Regions from separate parts of the Homo sapiens genome. Here all the other regions are linked to region 1. A link is a contact called in ENCODE Hi-C or POLR2A ChIA-PET data. All regions are on one chromosome and are shown on one strand. The core of a region is the stretch at or near the end of the contact, and the rest is flanking DNA. Distances in the headings are between cores, read along the strand shown. Region 1 has its middle 19 kb from the start of CCR7. Region 2 has its middle 23 kb from the start of KRT24. Region 3 holds the start of KRT10-AS1 (KRT10 antisense RNA 1). Region 4 holds the start of GJD3-AS1 (GJD3 antisense RNA 1).

The links. Hi-C counts contacts between places; a loop is a spot of excess contacts on that map. ChIA-PET counts read pairs that join two places held with the same protein, here RNA polymerase II (POLR2A). Pooled maps may share reads with other maps.
Region 2: a pooled map shows a loop between it and region 1 (10-fold over the local background). The contact joins two enhancer-like sites. A Hi-C loop is called at or near these places in 5 of 37 single-sample maps with no recorded cell type and 4 of 50 pooled maps. POLR2A ChIA-PET finds 5 or more read pairs at or near these places in 2 of 52 experiments (H1 and WTC11).
Region 3: a loop to region 1 is called in a pooled map, with 3 times the contacts of the local background. The contact joins the promoter of KRT10-AS1 here to the enhancer-like site in region 1. A Hi-C loop is called at or near these places in 5 of 50 pooled maps. POLR2A ChIA-PET finds 5 or more read pairs at or near these places in 2 of 52 experiments (GM12878 and activated naive CD4-positive, alpha-beta T cell).
Region 4: a pooled map shows a loop between it and region 1 (2.7-fold over the local background). The contact joins the promoter of GJD3-AS1 here to the enhancer-like site in region 1. A Hi-C loop is called at or near these places in 5 of 50 pooled maps. POLR2A ChIA-PET finds 5 or more read pairs at or near these places in 3 of 52 experiments (MCF 10A, T-cell and naive thymus-derived CD8-positive, alpha-beta T cell).

Annotation. Positions count from the first base shown.
Region 1 is chr17:40,581,206-40,586,762 of GRCh38, reverse strand. No RefSeq gene overlaps it. Among named protein-coding and RNA genes, the nearest start is that of CCR7, 19 kb to the right of the region's middle. RefSeq lists a silencer at 4,226-4,371 and enhancers at 4,130-4,379, 4,400-4,539. Within about 2 kb of position 4,307, at least 11 of the 41 ENCODE cell types and tissues checked have a DNase peak (open chromatin) inside an H3K27ac peak, as active enhancers do.
Region 2 is chr17:40,724,051-40,729,577 of GRCh38, reverse strand. No RefSeq gene overlaps it. Among named protein-coding and RNA genes, the nearest start is that of KRT24, 23 kb to the right of the region's middle. Within about 2 kb of position 1,482, at least 2 of the 41 ENCODE cell types and tissues checked have a DNase peak (open chromatin) inside an H3K27ac peak, as active enhancers do.
Region 3 is chr17:40,817,824-40,820,976 of GRCh38, reverse strand. It overlaps KRT10-AS1 (KRT10 antisense RNA 1), which reads right to left and starts at 1,832. Exons shown (of 3, transcript NR_160888.1): 1 at 1,769-1,832. KRT10 (keratin 10) reads left to right here. Exons shown (of 8, transcript NM_000421.5): 3 at 310-466; 4 at 554-715; 5 at 803-928; 6 at 1,243-1,460; 7 at 1,816-2,190; 8 at 2,495-2,860. The coding sequence ends at 2,501. RefSeq lists an enhancer at 123-1,322.
Region 4 is chr17:40,359,428-40,364,922 of GRCh38, reverse strand. It overlaps GJD3-AS1 (GJD3 antisense RNA 1), which reads right to left and starts at 2,078. Exons shown (of 1, transcript NR_186704.1): 1 at 1-2,078. It overlaps GJD3 (gap junction protein delta 3), which reads left to right and starts at 186. Exons shown (of 1, transcript NM_152219.4): 1 at 186-4,271. The coding sequence starts at 1,108. The coding sequence ends at 1,992. RefSeq lists silencers at 1,735-1,844, 1,875-1,954, 2,075-2,144 and an enhancer at 1,972-2,266.

The DNA.
Region 1 (5,557 bases), core at 3,058-5,557:
CTGTCTCAGACCATAATGCAATAAAACCGGAAGTCAACTCCAAAAGGAACCTTCAAAACTATGCAAATACATGGAAATTAAATAACCTGCTCCTGAATAAGCATTGCATGAAAAATGAAATCAAGATGGAAATTTAAAAATTCCTCGAACTGAGTGACAATAATGATACAACCTATCAAAACCTCTGGGATATGGCTAAGGCGGTGCTAAGAGGAAAGTTCATGGCCCCAAACGCCTACATCAAAAAGTCTGAAAGAGCACAAACAGACAATCTAAGGTCATGCCTCAAGGAACTAGAGAAACAAGAACAAACCAAACCCCAACCCAGCAGAAGAAAGGAAAAAACCAAGATCAGACCAGAACTAAATGAAATTGAAACAAAAGAATACAAAAATAAATGAAACAAGAACCTAGTTCTTTGAAAAGATAAATAAAATTGATAGACCATGGCAAGATTAACCAAGAAAAGAAGAGAGAAAATCCAAATAACCTCACTGAGAAACAAAACAGGAGATATTACAACTGACACCCTGAAATACAAAAGATCATTCAAGGCTACTGTAAATGCCTTTATGCACAGAAACTAGAAAATCTAGAAGAGATGGATAAATTCCTGGAAAAATACAACCTTCCTAGCTTAAATCAGGAAGAATTAGACACCCTGAACAGACCAATAACAAGCAGCAAGATTGAAATGTTACTTTAAAAATTACTGACAAAGGCCAGGCGTGATGGCTCATGCCTGTAATCCCAGCACTTTCGGAGGCCAAGGCGGGCAGATCATGAAGTCAGGAGATCGAGACCACAGTGAAACCCTGTCTCTACTAAAAATACAAAAAATTAGCTGGGCGTGGTGGCAGGCACCTGTAGTCCCAGCTACTCGGAGAGGCTGAGGCAGGAGAATGGCGTGAACCCAGGAGGCAGAGCTTGCAGTGAGCTGAGATCATGCCACTGCACTCCAGCCTGGGCAACATAGGGAGACTCTGTCTCAAAAATAAATAAATAAATAAAAATTACCAACAAAAAATAGTCCAGGACCAGATGGATTCACAGCAGAATTCTACCAGACATTCAAAGAGGAATTGGTACCAATCCTCTTGACACTATTCCACAAGATAGAGAAAGAAGGAACCCTCTCTAATTCATTCTATGAAGCCAGCCTCACCCTAATACCAAAACCAGTAGAGGACACAACCACAAAAGAAAACTAAGACCAATATTCTTGATGAACACAGATGCTAAAATCCTTAACAAAATATTAGCTAACCGAATCCAACAACCTATCAAAAAGATAATCCACCATGATCAAGTGGGTTTCATACAAGGGATGCAGGGATGGTTTAACATATGCAAGTCAATAAATGTGGTACACCACATAAACAGAATTTAAAACAAAAATCACATGATCATCTCAATAGATGTAGAAAAAGCATTTGACAAAATCCAGCATCGCTTTATGATTAAAACCCTCAGCAAAATCAGCACACAAGGGACATACCTTAATGTAATAAAAACCATCTATGACAAACACACAGCCAACATAATGCTGAATGGGGAAAAGTTGAAAGCATTCCCTCTGAGAACAGGAACAAGATAAGGACGCCCACTGTCACCACTCCTCTTCAACATAGTACTGGAAGTCCTAGCCAAAGCAATCAGACAAGAGAAAGAAATAAAGGGCATCCAAATCAGCAAAGAGGAAGTCAAACTGTCCCTGTTTGCTGATGATATGATAGTTTACCTTGAAAACCCTAAGGACTCCTCCAGAACTGATAAAAGAATTCAGCAAAGTTTCCAATTATAAGATTAATATACACAAATTAGTAGCTCTTCTATACACCAACAATGACCAAGCAGAGATCAAATCAAGAACTCAAGAATAGCTCCAAGAAAAATAAATAGCTTTACAATAGCTCCAAGAAAAATAAAATACTTAGGAATAACCTAACAAAGGAGTCAAAAGACCTCTACGAGGAAAACTACAAAACACTACTGAAAGAAATCAGACAACACAAACAAATGGAAACACATGCCATGCTCATGGATAGGTAGACTCAATATTGTGAAAATGACCACACTGCCAAAAGCAATCTACAAATTCAATGTAATCCCCATCAAAATACTGCCACCATTCTTCACAGAGTTAGAAAAAACAATTCTAAAATTCATATGGAACCAAAAAAGAGCCCACATAGCCAAAGCAAGGCTAAGCAAAAAGAACAAATCTGGAGGCATCACACTACCTGATTTCAAACTATATTATAAGGCCATAGTCACCAAAACAGCATGGTACTGGTATAAAAATAGGCACATAGACCAATGGAACAGAATAGAGAACCCAGAAATAAACCCAAATACTTACAGCCAACTGGTCTTCAACAAAGCAAACAAAAACATAAAGTGGGGAAAGGACACCCTTTTCAACAAATGGTGCTGGGATAATTGGCTAGCCACATGTAGGAGAATGAAATTGGATCCTCATCTCTCACCTTATACAAAAATCAACTCAAGATGGATTAAGGACTTAAACCTAAGACCTGAAACTGTAAAAGTCCTAGAAGATAACATTGGAAAAACTATTTTAGACATTGGCTTAGGCAAGGATTTCATGACCAAAACCCCAAAAGCAATTGCAATAAAAACAAAGATAAATAGCTGGGACCTAATTAAACTAAAGAGCTTTTGCATGGCAAAAGGAACAGTCAGCAGAGTAAACAGGTAACCCACAGAGTGGGAGAAAATCTTCACAATCTATACATCTGACAAAGGACTAATATCCAGAATCTACAACAAACTCAAATCAGTAAGAAAAAAACAAACAATCCCATCAAAAAGTGGGCTAAGGACATGAATAGACAATTCTCAAAAGAAGATATACAAATGGCCAACAAACATGAAAAAATGCTCAACATCACTAATGATCAGGGAAATTCAAATCAAAACCACAATGCGATACCACCTTACTCCTGCAAGAATGGCCATAATCAAAGAATCAAAAAACAGTAGATGTTGACAGAGATGCAGTGATCAGGGAACACTTCTATACTGCTGGTAGGAATGTAAACTAGTACGCCACTAAGGAAAACAGTGTGGAGATTCCTTAAAGAACTAAAAGTAGAACTACCATTTGATCCAGCAATCCCACTACTGGGTATACCCAGAGGAAAAGAAGTCATTATTCGAAAAAGATACTTGCACACACATGTTTATAGCAGCACAATTCACAGTTGCAAAATCATGGAACCAATCCAAATGCCCATCAATCAACGAGTGGATAAAGAAACTGTAGTATATATATGTATAATGGAATAGTATTCCATCTGATTAGTCTCAGCCATAAAGAGATGAATTAACAGCATTTGCAATGACCTGGATGAGATTGGAGACTATTATTCTAGGTGAAGTAACTCAGGAATGGAAAACCAAACATTGTATGTTCTCACTGACATGTGGGAGCTAAGCTATGAGGACGCAAAGGCATAAGAATGATACAATGGACTTCGGGGACTTGGGGAGAAGAGCAGGAAGGGGCAAGGGATAAAAGACAACAAATATGGTGCAGTGTATACTGCTCGGGTGATGGGTGCACCAGGATCTCACAAATCACCACTAAATAACTTACTCATGTAACCAAATATCACCTGTACCCCAATAACGTATGGAAAATTTTTTAAAAAGAATAAAAAATAAATTTTAAAAATGTACAATTTCGGTTGTGAATGTGCAGGGTTGGCCCAGCAATGGGCAGGCTGGAGGTGGGGAGTGGGCATCTTGGATGTCTAATTTATCACTCGCCATGAGACCAGCCTCAACATTTCCCACCCCTGCTTTCACCACAGAGGTTATTTCAGTCCAAGTTTCCTGTCGCCCTTGCCACCTTGCCAAGATAAAGGTCACCACCGGGTCTCACTGGGGAACAAAAGGAGGGATTCTGGGCAGCCCTCAGTCATGCACAAAAGCTCTGGGCTTAGAGCTCTTGGGGACAGTAGGACAGCAGGGCCAGCCCCACCCTCTCTGGTTGGCTGAAACTAGAATGGCGTGAGGTTTGGCTGAGCAATTCTGGAAGAATAACTGCTCCCTTCCTTTCCCTTTCACCTTTCCTCAGACCCCCGTCCTCACTCACCCCCACTTCTCCCCTCAGAGAGCTTTTGGCAACACGAAAAACACAGACACATAGACCCCTCCCTCTTAATGCCCAACAATGAACCCATGCAGCAAAACAGGAAGCATCTTCCTGTCAAGGCAAACCCATTGTTCTCTCTGTGCACACGTCCTGACAAGTCAGGAAACCGCCGCCGGGCCATGGCAACAGGTGTCAGGGTGACCTGAGGCTTCCCGCTAGCCTGTGCCAAGCCCTCCTTCCCTTTTCATGTAAGTGCCACACGCTAACCAATTGCACCACTGAGAGCTCCTCTCCTTCCCTTTTCTTCATCCTGGTGAGCCATCCTCTTCCTCCCTGCAGCCTCACAACTTATTTTCCTCACACCTGTTGGCCCTTTCCCTCTTGGTTGTCCAAGGTCCGAGTAAGACCTTAAAAGGCCCTGAACCCTATAAAGATTGCAGTCTCTCTCCAAATATAATTCCTAATACTCACCAGACAACACAAAATGTACATGTGTGCTGAAATTAAAAGAGCATCTTTTTAGATTTTCTGATTACTGAACTCTTCTCAACTTTGGGATGTCTTCATCTGGCTGGGGCCCTGTGTCCATACCAAATCTGCCTGTTGGGTTACCCCACACTGGTGGAGGCTCATTTTCGTTGGCTTCACATGGGAACAGATTATTCCCAAGTGAGATAAAACAGGGGCAAGAGGTGGGGGCAGGAGTGAGAGGTGTGATCTTGGACTTTGCCCACTAAATGACAAGTCCAGAGGGACAGGAAGCCATTGGACACTCTGGGTAGAGCCAGGACACTGCTACTATGACCATGGACTCCATATGCAAGAAAGGCAGGACTGAGTTTCTGAGCTTCTGCAGACCTGGCTCCCTCCAGGGGACTCTGGGTCTGGCTCCTCTGTCGATTCTCTCCAGATCAGAGGCCTCCTCTAGGGGTCTCAAGACTTGTCCTGTTCTTTTTCATAATAACAGGGGCTGGAGTTTCTGGTAAGCTAAGCTTTTCTTTATCCTCTGGGTAACCAAGTCATCAGTGAGGTGGTTGGACTGAATGACTATAAAGGTTACTTGTAGGTCCTTCTCCCTGCTCATTCTCAGAAACCTTCGTAAAACAGGATGGGATGTAAAGACCTGTCTGAGGGTGTCTTTCCCAGGAAGAGAGGGGGCAGCCGTGGTCTGAGCTCTTCCGACCATGCCCAACATCAGTAAAGGCAGCCTGGCATAGTGGGAAAAGCCCCTTAGCTTAGAGTCAAATATCAAGTCACTTTCCTTTCAAGTCTCAGCTTCCTCAATCATAGAATGGAAACCTGCCACACAGGGCAGCCCGAGGGCTAAATGAGATGAGGTATAAGGATGTGCTTGGAGATGTGGATGCCCATGCTATTTTCCATTGCTTGTCAAGCTCCTCAAGGCCCAGGACTAGGTTGATGGGCCTTCAAGCC
Region 2 (5,527 bases), core at 233-2,732, 150 kb before region 1:
AATAATTGATAAAAGTTGACTTACTACTGATAATGTAAAATAGAAGATAAATAACCAGCCTGGGCAACATGATGAAACCCCGTCTCTACAAAAAACACAAGAATTAGCCAGGTGTGGTGGTGCATGCAGCTACTAGGGAGGACAAAGGGGGAGGATCTCTTGAGCCCAGGAGGCAGAGGTTGCAGTAAACCAAGATCGCTCCCCAACACTTTAGCCTGGGTAACAGAGCCAGACCCTGTCTCAAATATATATATATACAATTTACATTTATATATTATATATATTTATTTATATATTATATATAAGATGTATAATATATAACAATAATAAAATAGCTAAATAGAATAATTGATAAATGAATAGAATAATAAATTGAATAATAAAAGAATAATAAATAAGCAGAATAATGGAGTGATAGAAAAATTGTAAATGAATGAAGCAATAGCACCAACTTTTAACTGCTATGTTCATCATAAACAGCACAGTGAGTTTGAAATATTCATATTACCTTGTTATACAATATACAATATGAGCAACATGGGCATTACATGTATCCTTGTCCAAAATAAATTATTCTGAAGCTATCAACATTTCCATCTTTAATCTTTAAAATCTGTATCTTATAGCAGGAAGATGTGGTTCCAGTTTTTTCAGATATTTTAATACAATTTCCTCTTTGGATACAACACCAAAATCTACAAAGCCATGTAAGGAAGAATAATCTTCATCTTGTCAGTAAACAAATAAAAGTGCAGGTGTCTTGGATCTTTGTTCAAGCACTATCACTAACTCATTCGAGATCTTAAAGAAACCACTACTCTGAGTTAAGACTTTTTAAAATTAAGATTTTTGAATTTTAAAAGGAAGGAGGCCGGGCACGGTGGCTCATGCCTGTAATCCCAGCACTTTAGGAGGTCGAGGCGGGTGGATCACGAGGTCAGGAGATCGAGACCATCCTGGTTAACACGGTGAAACCCCGTCTCTACTAAACAAAATACAAAAAATTAGCCAGGCGTGGTGGCGGGCGCCTGTAGTCCCAGCTACTCGGGAGGCTGAGGCAGGAGAATGGCGTGAACCTGGGAGACGGACCTTGCAGTGAGCCGAGATCGCGCCACTGCACTCCAGCCTGGGCGACAGAGAGAGACTCCGTCTCAAAAAAAAAAAAAAAAAAAAAAAAAGGAAGGAATTCATCTGCCTTCCTTTAAGTTCTTCATCCCTTTCTAGATGGTAGAGAATTTCACTAAATTTGCCTGAAGTTACTGGACTTGATATCAGGGGGAAAAAAAATACACGTAATTTAATAGAAAACATTTGGGAAAATATTTTTATTTGAAACAATTTTAACCACTTTTCCAAAACACCAGCATCAAAACTGGGTTTATGTAGAGTGCAAAATGGAGGTCAACGACACAGGCAATGCCCTGAAAACTTTCACAACTGCTGGCCTGGAAATGAATATGAAACCAAACTGAAGAAAGTGACTCACCACAGAAGGGAATCACGCCTCAATGCTTTTCCACCTCTCCTCCAAAACAATCATTTTCTTCAGGGTTTGTTTTAGGAAAAAAAAAAAATCAGAGAAAATAGAAGTATAGATTTTTCCTGTTTTAATGTAATCTTTTCTGTTCCTTTTGATTAGGCAATGAGATTGCGGAATAGTCTAGTAGTCATATAATTACTGTAAGGAATGCTGCCCCAGCTGCCGACCGGTCTTAATATTTGAATGTTGATAAACGTAACGCAACATTTTTGTCAAGCAAAACTATTAAGAAGCTAAAGAACAATTCAATTAATAGAGTAGCTAGTCAAATATATAAGTATAAATAAAATAGGGGTATATTTCAGAGCTCTGTTTTGCCAAGATGTTATAGCTCAGAGTAAGTCATGGCCAGCTCAGTTCTCCACTGAAGCAGCAAGATATGAGATCATGAAACTGAAAAACGTATTCTTCACACCCATGACACTGAGCTACAATCCCTAATAGCTAAGGTATGTGAGAGCAGCTGAATACAACCTCAAACTTAAATCAGAAAGAATCCATAGATAGGGTCTACATCTTTTTTTGTAAATAATTATATATAAAAATTTCAAAGATAAGCCCCTTAGAAAAGACATCAAATGGAACACCAAATGTACATAGAAAAATGGTGAGGACTATGACGGACCTTTCAATAGATGAAGTTAGGCTGACCTCCCGGTTTAGAAACATATGGTCTTATGGAATAACTAATACAGTACAAATGCAAGAAAACAGCAATAAAAATGATCAAACCTTATGCTTGAATATGGAATTACAATTTACAGAGTGCTCTGCGCTCTCCATTTGATGTGATAATCCTATGCCATGTGTAGGGCAGGAACTATTATCCTTAATTTTACAGGTGAAAAAACTATGGCTCAAGAAATCGAAGTTTCTAGATGAAGTTAAGGCTTCTTGGTAACTAGTAGAGTTCTACCACTAGAGGACTCTACTAGTTCTGACCCTAAATCCAGGCAGACTTCTGCAAATAATATGAGTGCATAGACCTGAGTTGGAATCTCAGTTCCAACACTTCCCAGATATCTGGCCCTGGGAAAGTCACTTCATTTCTTTAAGTTTTGTTGCAGGTTGACTCTCAGTGAGTAGATGCTGAGACTGAGTTTGAGGATCAAAAGTTATCCTAAGGAGTAATACTTATGAAAGGAAAAGGGAGAAAGCAAGACCAGGGAGGGTTTTAGTCTTTTGCAGGATAGTTAGCAGACTGATGCAGACCAAAGTCTCTGTCAGCCCCGTGAGAGTTCTGGAACAAAGATTGCCCATTGGCCCCTAGCATGCCCCAAAAATAAGTCATCACCATTTATCAACTGCATCAGATAGGCCCATTTTATTTTTTTATAATTTCAAGTGACTTTTACAAATAATATACAGAAGATATAAAAGATAGCACAAAACTAATTTATTTAAAATGTTAATATAAACTAAAACATAGAAAACCCAAATTTTTATTCTATAATTTTGTGGTTTGGAAGTATATATACCTAAAATGGGCAACATCTTTGAATGCATGTCATGCATGCCCCTGGAACATACCCATTCTGTATTTATGGATTCCAGATTTCAAATGCATCTGTAATAGGTTCTAGTTCATCATTACTTTCAACTCTTGCACTTGCAGCTACAAAATGCAATAAGTTTGGGAACTTTAATAGCTCACAAGATTTTTTAAGAGAGGAGCCACCCTCTTTGCTCCATAATTGCAAAACATTTTCATTTATAAATATCAATTGTATAATCAATCTAATGTTTTTTATTTCTACATTACCTATTTCCTCCCAATCAACCTTTGTATACACACCTGCCTTTAACACCTGTGCACTTGCAAATCATATCGCATAAATTTTGGAACAAACATCATAAAAGATGAAAGAATACTGTCCACCTTCTTTCAGCAAAATGGAATGGCCCAGGAGCTTGTGGCAAAATATTGTATGATGAAATTATTTCTGTCGAATGAGTATAGATGATGTATTAGTCTGTTCTCAAGCTAGTAAAGACATACAAGAGACTGGGTAATTTATTTTTAAAAAGAGGTTTAATGGACTCACAGTTCCACATGGCTAGGGAAGCCTCACAATCATGGTAGAAGGTGAAGGAGGAGCAAAGGCACATCTTACGTGGCGGCAGGCAAGGGAGAGTGTGCAGGGAACTGCACCTTATAAAACCCTCAGATCTCGTGAGATTTATTCACTATCACAAGAACAGCAAGGGGAAAAACTGCCCCCATGATTCAATTACCTCCCACCAGGTACCTCCCATGACATGTGGGGATTATTGGAGCCACAATTCAAGATGAGATTTGGGTGGGGACACAGCCAAACCATAAATAAATTACCCTTTAAATCTTGATATAGAGAAAATTATTCTAGAATATCATCATCTGGACATTCATAGTCCAAGATCTGCTTAAGCAATCAACTTCACCATTCTCTTTAGAGTCTAAAGTGTTGCTATCTCTCCTATGCGTCATTTTCTGATTTTTCTAAAAATCGTCAAACATATTCCTCAATTTTCTTCTCTTTGCCATTACGGGCAGAAATTCTAAAACTAAATTTTCAATATTGTTCAGTTATAATTTAAAAAAAGAGAGACTCAAAGCTGGTATCACCATACTTCTCTTATACCTTCTTGAAAAGTGAAATAATACTTTGGGCAGTGTATTGAGAAAACTGATGATGGAATAATGATGATTTATTTCATTGTTGTATCATCCTTCCAGGCAATTCCATCATTCTTTCATTTTCTTATTTTAGCCTTTTTTAGTATAGTTAGGAATAACTGATGAGTGAAGATGAAATAACTTTTAGGATAATGAAATAGCAAAATGTTTCAAGATATAGAAAAAAATGAAACCATTAAGGTCCCATAAATGTGTCTTAGATTTATGAAAGGATCCAGGGAATCCTTATGGCAATTATAAGATAATAAACTTTATTCTATTTTTTAAAAAATAAGTAAATTTTCTCTTTGTTCTTTGGAAGACTAATAAGACTATAAGTCACAAAATATCAGTCTTTACAAATAGTTAGAACTGCTTTAAAAAGACAGTCAAAAATTAAATTGGGTCCAGTGGCTCCTGATGATATATCAAGTGTTAGTGAAGCCTTGTGTTGTAAAAATGGCTAAGCCCTGTTCAAACCCCTTAGTCAGATACTGGCTTGTGGCCACCCCAAGAAGAGGATGCCCTTGGCTACCACTGTCTTGCTGAGTCATTGGCCAGTGTAGTGGTCCACTCTCATCCTGCTGATAAAGACGTACCTGAGACTGGGTAATTTATAAAGGAAAGAGATTTAATTGACTCACAGTTCAGCATGGCTGGGGAGACCTCAGGAAACTCACAATCTTGGTGGAATGGGAAGCAAACATGTCCTTCTTCACATGGCAGCAGCAAGAAGTGCTGAGCAAAAGGGGGAAAAGCCTCATATAAAACCGTCAGATCTCATGAGAACTCACTCACCATCACAAGAACAGCATGAGGATAACGGCCCCCATGATTAAATCACCTCCCACTGAGTCCCTCCCATGACACGTGGGGATTATGGGAACTACAATTCAAGATGAGATTTGGGTGGGGACACAGCCAAACCATATAAGCCAGGGTTAGTTGCAAGAATAGGGACCAGGGAACCCTGCAGGAATGAATAACCCTCGCAGCTGGCAGAGAGTCCTTTCTTGAAAGGAGATCTGAGCATCTCTATGTCTGTCATCTATGTGTCTGTCACAGCTTCTACTTAATTATTCATTAATTCCCTCACTCAAAACAATATATGTTGAGCACCTACTACATGCAAGTCACTTTTCTTGGTACTGGGGATTCTTGGGTAAACAAAACAGAACCCCAAAAAGTGCTTAGAGCTTACATTCTAGTGTAGGCTGGGGAAGACAACGGATAAGATAAATAAATGAAACATATAGTGGGTTACTGATAAATGTCAAAGAGAAAAAGTATGAAAGAAGAATGTAAAATATCAGGGAGATGTGAACTAGCAG
Region 3 (3,153 bases), core at 583-3,082, 240 kb before region 1:
AATGACTTGGGATGCCCTCAATAACATTTACATTTTTCTGAATTCACCCAAAGTTAAATAGTATTGGAGTTATCTGAGAAATTTTCCATGTCAGTGTTACCTTTTTGGCAATATTAAAGGAAGAAAATGCATTTTAAAGTAACTGCTAAGGTTTTTTCCATTAAACCACTATTACTTCTAAGAGAACTGTACATGACAAATATTGCCATTACATGAGATCAACTATGTAGCTGCTTTTTAAATAGTCTCTGCCCAGATACATCTCCCCTATATAAGTTATAACCAGTATTGATATCATGCTTGTTTCAGGTATGAGAATGAGGTAGCTCTGCGCCAGAGCGTGGAGGCTGACATCAACGGCCTGCGTAGGGTGCTGGATGAGCTGACCCTGACCAAGGCTGACCTGGAGATGCAAATTGAGAGCCTGACTGAAGAGCTGGCCTATCTGAAGAAGAACCACGAGGAGGTGACACAAAAGTTATACTTTTCCCAGCCAAAAGAGAGTTCATTATGGTCCTCGTGTAGCCAATAAATCTTTCTGTTCCTCAAACAGGAAATGAAAGACCTTCGAAATGTGTCCACTGGTGATGTGAATGTGGAAATGAATGCTGCCCCGGGTGTTGATCTGACTCAACTTCTGAATAACATGAGAAGCCAATATGAACAACTTGCTGAACAAAACCGCAAAGATGCTGAAGCCTGGTTCAATGAAAAGGTAAAGTAATCTTCCTTATAGTGAAACTCATGGAGGTTTTATCATTTCAGAATTTCCTCACCCTTTTCCTTGTTTTTAATACTCTAGAGCAAGGAACTGACTACAGAAATTGATAATAACATTGAACAGATATCCAGCTATAAATCTGAGATTACTGAATTGAGACGTAATGTACAAGCTCTGGAGATAGAACTACAGTCCCAACTGGCCTTGGTATGTTAACTCTCATGAAATGACTTCAACTTTATCATACAAAGTTTCATGCTCACCTAAGAATATGCAATGCAACAAAAAAATGCAGAGTTGGAGGTAAGAAAGAGAAAACAAAGTGAAGCTCATGTTAATGGAGGAAAAGTACTACTAGTGTTGATCTAAAAGTGCTGAAACTGAAATGGTGCCATTAAACATACAACAAATTCTGTTCATTTTCTTATTCTTCTATATAATGCCTTACTAAATAATCAAATAAGCGTCACCATACTCAACTGAACAAGGAAGTCACTAAGCCACAAAAAAATCCGTTTCAGAAACAATCCCTGGAAGCCTCCTTGGCAGAAACAGAAGGTCGCTACTGTGTGCAGCTCTCACAGATTCAGGCCCAGATATCCGCTCTGGAAGAACAGTTGCAACAGATTCGAGCTGAAACCGAGTGCCAGAATACTGAATACCAACAACTCCTGGATATTAAGATCCGACTGGAGAATGAAATTCAAACCTACCGCAGCCTGCTAGAAGGAGAGGGAAGGTAAATTTTAAAATGAAAAGTTATCCCAGTTTCTTTTATTCAATATTCCAGATAGCAAGGCTTATCTAAACCCCAAGAAGATGCCAGAGAATGAGAGGAAGGGAGGAGAGAGGGTAGAGTACAGAAAAAGGAGTACGCAACCGCAATCTCACTTTCTCATGAATTTGGCCCAAAATGATTCTTAAGAGTTCTGTGAACTTAACATTGTTTTCAAAGGATGGGTTTTAAAATATATACCTGGCAGGGTTTTATTTTTTCAACACGTTTTGCTTATTTTCTAAATTAACGGCAACTGGAAAGCTACCCACCGTTTTCCAACGTTAGAGATAACCGAATGTGACCTCACCCCGTTTAGTTCCGGAGGCGGCGGACGCGGCGGCGGAAGTTTCGGCGGCGGCTACGGCGGCGGAAGCTCCGGCGGCGGAAGCTCCGGCGGCGGCCACGGCGGCGGCCACGGCGGCAGTTCCGGCGGCGGCTACGGAGGCGGAAGCTCCGGCGGCGGAAGCTCCGGCGGCGGCTACGGGGGCGGAAGCTCCAGCGGCGGCCACGGCGGCAGTTCCAGCGGCGGCTACGGTGGTGGCAGTTCCGGCGGCGGCGGCGGCGGCTACGGGGGCGGCAGCTCCGGCGGCGGCAGCAGCTCCGGCGGCGGATACGGCGGCGGCAGCTCCAGCGGAGGCCACAAGTCCTCCTCTTCCGGGTCCGTGGGCGAGTCTTCATCTAAGGGACCAAGGTCAGCAGAAACTAGCTGGGGTAATCAGAATTAGTTTTAACTTCCTGTGATGGTTTTTTTGCGCTTTAAGCTCTAGAGTTGTTTTAAAAAATTAAAAATCTTAGAGACGGTTCCGTTTGCATTTGTTCACAAACTACTCTTAACACCAGCCGTGAAAAATGGCATGATCAAAATGTCATACCTTAAGCATTTTTTTGGGCTTAACAATGTAAAGTTGAAATTTCCTTCTTTTTACAATATTTGCTTGTTAATTACTAAGGATCCCTACAGACTGTTTAAAATTTTTTTTCCATCATTCACACAGATACTAACAAAACCAGAGTAATCAAGACAATTATTGAAGAGGTGGCGCCCGACGGTAGAGTTCTTTCATCTATGGTTGAATCAGAAACCAAGAAACACTACTATTAAACTGCATCAAGAGGAAAGAGTCTCCCTTCACACAGACCATTATTTACAGATGCATGGAAAACAAAGTCTCCAAGAAAACACTTCTGTCTTGATGGTCTATGGAAATAGACCTTGAAAATAAGGTGTCTACAAGGTGTTTTGTGGTTTCTGTATTTCTTCTTTTCACTTTACCAGAAAGTGTTCTTTAATGGAAAGAAAAACAACTTTCTGTTCTCATTTACTAATGAATTTCAATAAACTTTCTTACTGATGCAAACTATCCCAATTTGTCAGAATTTATCTTTACTTAAGTACATAATACTCTTTAAAATTAAAGATTAGTAACCCATAGCAGTTGAAGGTTGATGTATCCAGAAATTCGGAAGACAGAACTATTGTCATGCCTTTTCTAAGTTTTTTAATCATGTATGTTCAGACCACCGTCAGTAAATTCACTGAGTAAAGTCTGTAAATCCCCAATATTACTCTTTAAGATACACAATATGTGGAAGGCTCCCAGCTCTCTGGCTTTAAATTATTTCAATCCTGGAAATTCTGGAATATCTCAAATAA
Region 4 (5,495 bases), core at 829-3,328, 220 kb after region 1:
CAGCTTCCTCGATAAAGGATGTGGCTCTGGTTACCCCCCTCCCCCATTTCCAGATGGAAATTTAGCTAAAGAGTGAGGGCCACAGAGCCCAGCAAGGGGCGTGGTCCGTGCCTGTTCCCAAGGGCGGAGCCAGCCAGCAGGGTCACCCTGTTCCTTTAAGAGAAGGGGGAGCGCTAGCCCCTCTCAGCCATCCTGTCCTGTCCTCCATCCTGGCCAAATCCGAAAGGGAAAATGAAAGAGGGAGCAGGAGGCGCCGGTCCCAGCCACCTCCCAAGGTCCCTGGCTCAGCTCTGACACCCCAGTCCCGGCCCCAGGGTGAGTGGGGTTGGGTGGCGGTTTAGGGGCACCAGGGGCGTGTGGGGACCTGTGTAAGTGTGGGGTGGGGAGGATCTCAGGAGATGTGGAGGCTGGAGGCACAGGAGGCCAGGGAGGAGGGAGAAGCCTGGCGTCGCACTCCCACCACGCTGGGGTAGGAGGGCAGGGACACCTCCGACAAAGGACCCTGTGAGAGTTATGAAAGCGGAGTTGCCTCTGTACCAGCCCCCCACCCTGAGAGGAGTTCACTGCAGTAAAAATGGTGAGAGAAATGGTGGGCCAAGAAAGGAGTGGTCTCGCTGCCTCTGCCACTCCCACTCCTCCCATGGGCACCAAATTGGGTCTAGCGTCTCGGGTTCGAGGCTCCACTCTTCCCACAGCATCCTTGACAGCTAAGGGCACCGCTGGGTTTCCGCTTCCGAAACCAGGCAAGTCAGGGGCTGGTCCAGCTGATCTCCAAGGTCCTTCCTAAGAATCTGGGATCTGGAGGATCCCAGGGTCGAACGGAGACGGCTCAGGGGGTGCGGCTAAAATGCAAATGGGGGATCCTCCCCAGCACCCATCGGTCCCAAAGAGAAGGTAACCCATAGCTGAGCGTCGCCTGCTCCCCTCGGGCCCTCCCGTGGCCCTCCGTTTCATACTGGTCTCATCGCTAAACCCGGGCCTCTCCTACCTCACGACTCACCCTGAAGTCAGAGAAGGTCCAACGGACCCCACCCCGATAGGCTTGGAAGGGGCAGGGGTCCCTGACTTGCCCCATCCCCTGACTCCCCGCCCCGCGTCCCCAGCGCCATGGGGGAGTGGGCGTTCCTGGGCTCGCTGCTGGACGCCGTGCAGCTGCAGTCGCCGCTCGTGGGCCGCCTCTGGCTGGTGGTCATGCTGATCTTCCGCATCCTGGTGCTGGCCACGGTGGGCGGCGCCGTGTTCGAGGACGAGCAAGAGGAGTTCGTGTGCAACACGCTGCAGCCGGGCTGTCGCCAGACCTGCTACGACCGCGCCTTCCCGGTCTCCCACTACCGCTTCTGGCTCTTCCACATCCTGCTGCTCTCGGCGCCCCCGGTGCTGTTCGTCGTCTACTCCATGCACCGGGCAGGCAAGGAGGCGGGCGGCGCTGAGGCGGCGGCGCAGTGCGCCCCCGGACTGCCCGAGGCCCAGTGCGCGCCGTGCGCCCTGCGCGCCCGCCGCGCGCGCCGCTGCTACCTGCTGAGCGTGGCGCTGCGCCTGCTGGCCGAGCTGACCTTCCTGGGCGGCCAGGCGCTGCTCTACGGCTTCCGCGTGGCCCCGCACTTCGCGTGCGCCGGTCCGCCCTGCCCGCACACGGTCGACTGCTTCGTGAGCCGGCCCACCGAGAAGACCGTCTTCGTGCTCTTCTATTTCGCGGTGGGGCTGCTGTCGGCGCTGCTCAGCGTAGCCGAGCTGGGCCACCTGCTCTGGAAGGGCCGCCCGCGCGCCGGGGAGCGTGACAACCGCTGCAACCGTGCACACGAAGAGGCGCAGAAGCTGCTCCCGCCGCCGCCGCCGCCACCTCCGCCACCGGCCCTGCCCTCCCGGCGCCCCGGCCCCGAGCCGTGCGCCCCGCCGGCCTATGCGCACCCGGCGCCGGCCAGCCTCCGCGAGTGCGGCAGCGGCCGCGGCAAGGCGTCACCGGCCACCGGCCGCCGAGATCTGGCCATCTAGGGGCGGGCACCGCCTCGCGCGGACTGGACGGCGAGGGCCGGACCCCGCCACCTCCGCCCGCACCGCAGAAGCCGGAAGCTGCTTCCACCAGAGCTGTCGCGGGACCTGCCCCGGCAGGAGACGCGTTGTGGGGACGGCCCGCGGGCGGCATCGCACTTGCCTCGTACTGCCTCCCAGTGGCTGCCGGCGGCACCTGGGGCAGGCCGGGCTGGGGGCGGAGAATGAACTCAGGCAGGTCCTGGATGCCACCACCCAGGTGGAAAGGAAGGAGACCAGGACCCTGAGAGAGAGTGGACCCGAGGGGGAGAACAGAGCGGAAGGTGGAGAGTGGTTGTTTTACTGGGGACAAAAACAACTGTGATGCCAGCATTCTCAGGCACTCTCTGTGTTCAGAGAGAGAGTGGTCCCCCTGTGGGCTCTCTGCGAGTGTGCATACACGGACACATAAGCACTGTGAGCTGTGTGCACGCGCACCTGTACACCCTGTGTGAGCGCTGTGCATGTGCGCGCATGTGTACACCCTGCGTGAGGCCCACTTGTGCACACAGACACACGTAACCCTCCCGGGTGAGCTGTGTGCACATGCACACAGAAACATATGCCCCTTGAGAGCTGTGTACTCACATCCCTGTGAGCTTTGTGTGAGTGCATTGTGCACACACGCACATGTCCATTCTGTGTGGGCTGCGTGTGCACACCTGTACACAGAAACATCCTTGTGCGCTATGTGTGCATGTGTACATCCGGCGTGACCTCTGTGTGTGCACGCGTGTGTGTGTGATCTCTGATATGCACTGCGGGGGTGGCCAGGATCCGATGCCAGCTGCAGCCACAATGGCTCCCTCCCTACCACCCTAACCCAGCCCACCTGCCAGGGCATCACAGGAGGTCTGTCCCCCCCTCCCAAGAGACCCCGCCCAGGGAGGGAAGAGGAGGAGAGGCTCCCTTTCCCCGGGCAGGCCTCAATCCTCGGGAGCCTATGAGCAACATCCTCACAGTACCCCTTGTGGCGAGGCGGGGGCTGGGCGCTTTCATGGAGGTGGGGTGGGGGTGGGCGGCGGGCCAGAGGGCAACCCAGACGTGTGTTATGCCTCCCTCCTCCATCTTCATCCTCCCCGCCGCTACTGCTCCCCCAGGCTATAAACGGGAAAGTCCCTTCTGTCCTCAGGAGAAAGCTCCCAAAACACACGCGCTCCCGGCCCTGCCTTCCCTTCCAACCACCCCCTTCTTCCTACTTGCGGGCATTCGAAGAGCTGCTGCCTATGCAGCGCATCCCCCTCCTGTGTCTCCCCTCCCGTCTGCCCTCCCCCTTCACCAGCCAGTGGGCTGCTCTCCATAAGATCACCCAGGACCTAAGCGAGAAATCCAGGGGCCGTCATCGGACTGCACCTTGCGGGCCTCACCGCATCCTGCCTACCAGGCTGTGCGTTCCCCGCCATCACCCCACCCTGTCCTTCTGAGTTCCTGGCGTCTTTCTCAGCTCTCCTGTGCCCCACACAGCAGTGGGAGGTGTTTCTGAATAGCGCCCCCCACTTAAACCCGGGACTGAGGGCAGCACCCCTGCCCTCAGGGTGAGTCAAGCGCCTTCACAAAGCTTCCTTCTGAAGCCCTGCCCCTGTCAGGCCTTCGACTCCACAGCACCGGCTTCCAGGTGTGCTCAGAACCATAGGGAATTTTCTCTTCTAACAAGCACCAGACCTGCTTGCTGCCAAGCGTTTGAACGTGCTGTTCCTTTGCCCAGAGTAGCCGCTGCTTCCTGCAGCCTTCTCCTCCCCTAGCTAATGCCCACCCACCTATTGTTGTCACTTGGGAAGAAAACAGACACCTTCAAGGAGAGGGCTCCCCTGGTAGCCCCCACCCCAAGACAGAGCTGGATGCCCCTCGCTTCCGTAGGGAAAGCACTTCTCCTGCAGGATGGCATTGCTCTCTCCCCTTCCATGGCACGTAGTATGTGCTCAGTAAATATGTGTTGGATGAGAAACTGAAGGTGTCCCCAGGCCTACACCACTGCCATGCCCGAACACTATCCATGCTATGGTGGGCACCATCTCTCTGATGACAGTTCTGTGTCCACAACCCAGACCCCTCCACACAAACCCAGATGGGGCTGTGCCGCTGTTTTCCAGATGTATTCATTCAACAAATATTTGTAGGGTACCTACTGTGTGTCAGAAGATGTTCAAGATCAGCATCATCCGATGGAAATAGCATATGAGCCATGTATGTAGTTTCAAGTTTTTCATTAGCCACATTAAAAAAGTAAAAGGAAACAAATGAAATTAATTTTAGTCACGTATTTTATTTAACCTAGCACACCCAAAGTATTTTCATCTTAATGCCTCATTGATATTAAAAAGTATTAAGGAGATAGTTTACATTCTTTTTTTCATACTAAGTCTTCCAAATCTGCACCCACCTAGCCAATTCTTTCCTCTAGAGATTTAGCAATGAGCCTCGGCTACAGCGGGAGACTCCGTCTCAAAATAAATAAAACTAAATTAAAAAGAGATTTAGCTGAGAGAGGCCACCTCTTCCAGGAAGGCTTCTGAGCCCTGCCCCAAGCGTGATTCAGTGCCTCTGCCCTGCACTCCCGTAGGCCTGTCAAGCCTGTTGCAGCTCTGCCCAGGTGGCATCCCGGTCACCTTCCTCTGGCTCAGTCTCTCTGCGGAGGATGGGCCCTGGCTCAGTGCAAAGCACATCAGCCCTGGAGGACCACACTCCACAGCAGTGGATCTCACATGGGGGTGATTTTGCCCCCCAGGGGGGCGTTTAGCAGTGTCTGGAGACATATTTGGTTGTTACAGCTGGGGTGGGAGAGAAGCACCACTAGGGTTTCATGGGCGGAAGGTTGGAGATGTTGCTTAGCATCCTGCAATGCACAGGACAGCCCCCACAACCTGGCTCAGATCTTCACATTGGTGCTGAAGCTGAGCAACTCTGCTCGACAGCAGTGAACTGTGGACCACTGAGGACAACCCCAAGACTAGAGGTTCCAAACAGCAAAGGCACTACCCCAAGGGGCATTTTGTAAATGTGGGGGCCACTGCTTTGTTTTCACAATGATGGGGGACCCCATTGGCATTTAGTGGGCAAGGGCTATGGACGTCAAGATATCCTCTTGAAATAAAAACCTGCTTGGCACAACTTTTTTGTTTTTATTTTTATTCTTTGAGACAGGGTCTCCATCTGTTGCCCAGACTAGAGTGCAGTGGTGTTATCACGGCTCACTGCAGCCTCAACCTCCAGGGATCCAGCAACTCTCCCACCTGAGCCCCCCCCCCAAGTAGCTGACACCACAGATGCACACTACAAGGCTAGGCTAATTTTTGTATTTTTTTTTGTAGAGGCAGGGTTTCACCATGTTGCCCAGGCTGGTCTTGAACTCCTGGACTCAAGTGATCCGTCAGCCTCTGCCTCCCAAAGTTCTGAGATTACAGGCTTGCGCCACTGCGCCCAGCCTCAGGCACAACTTTAGAATGTCCAACTGGACATTGGCATAAGTG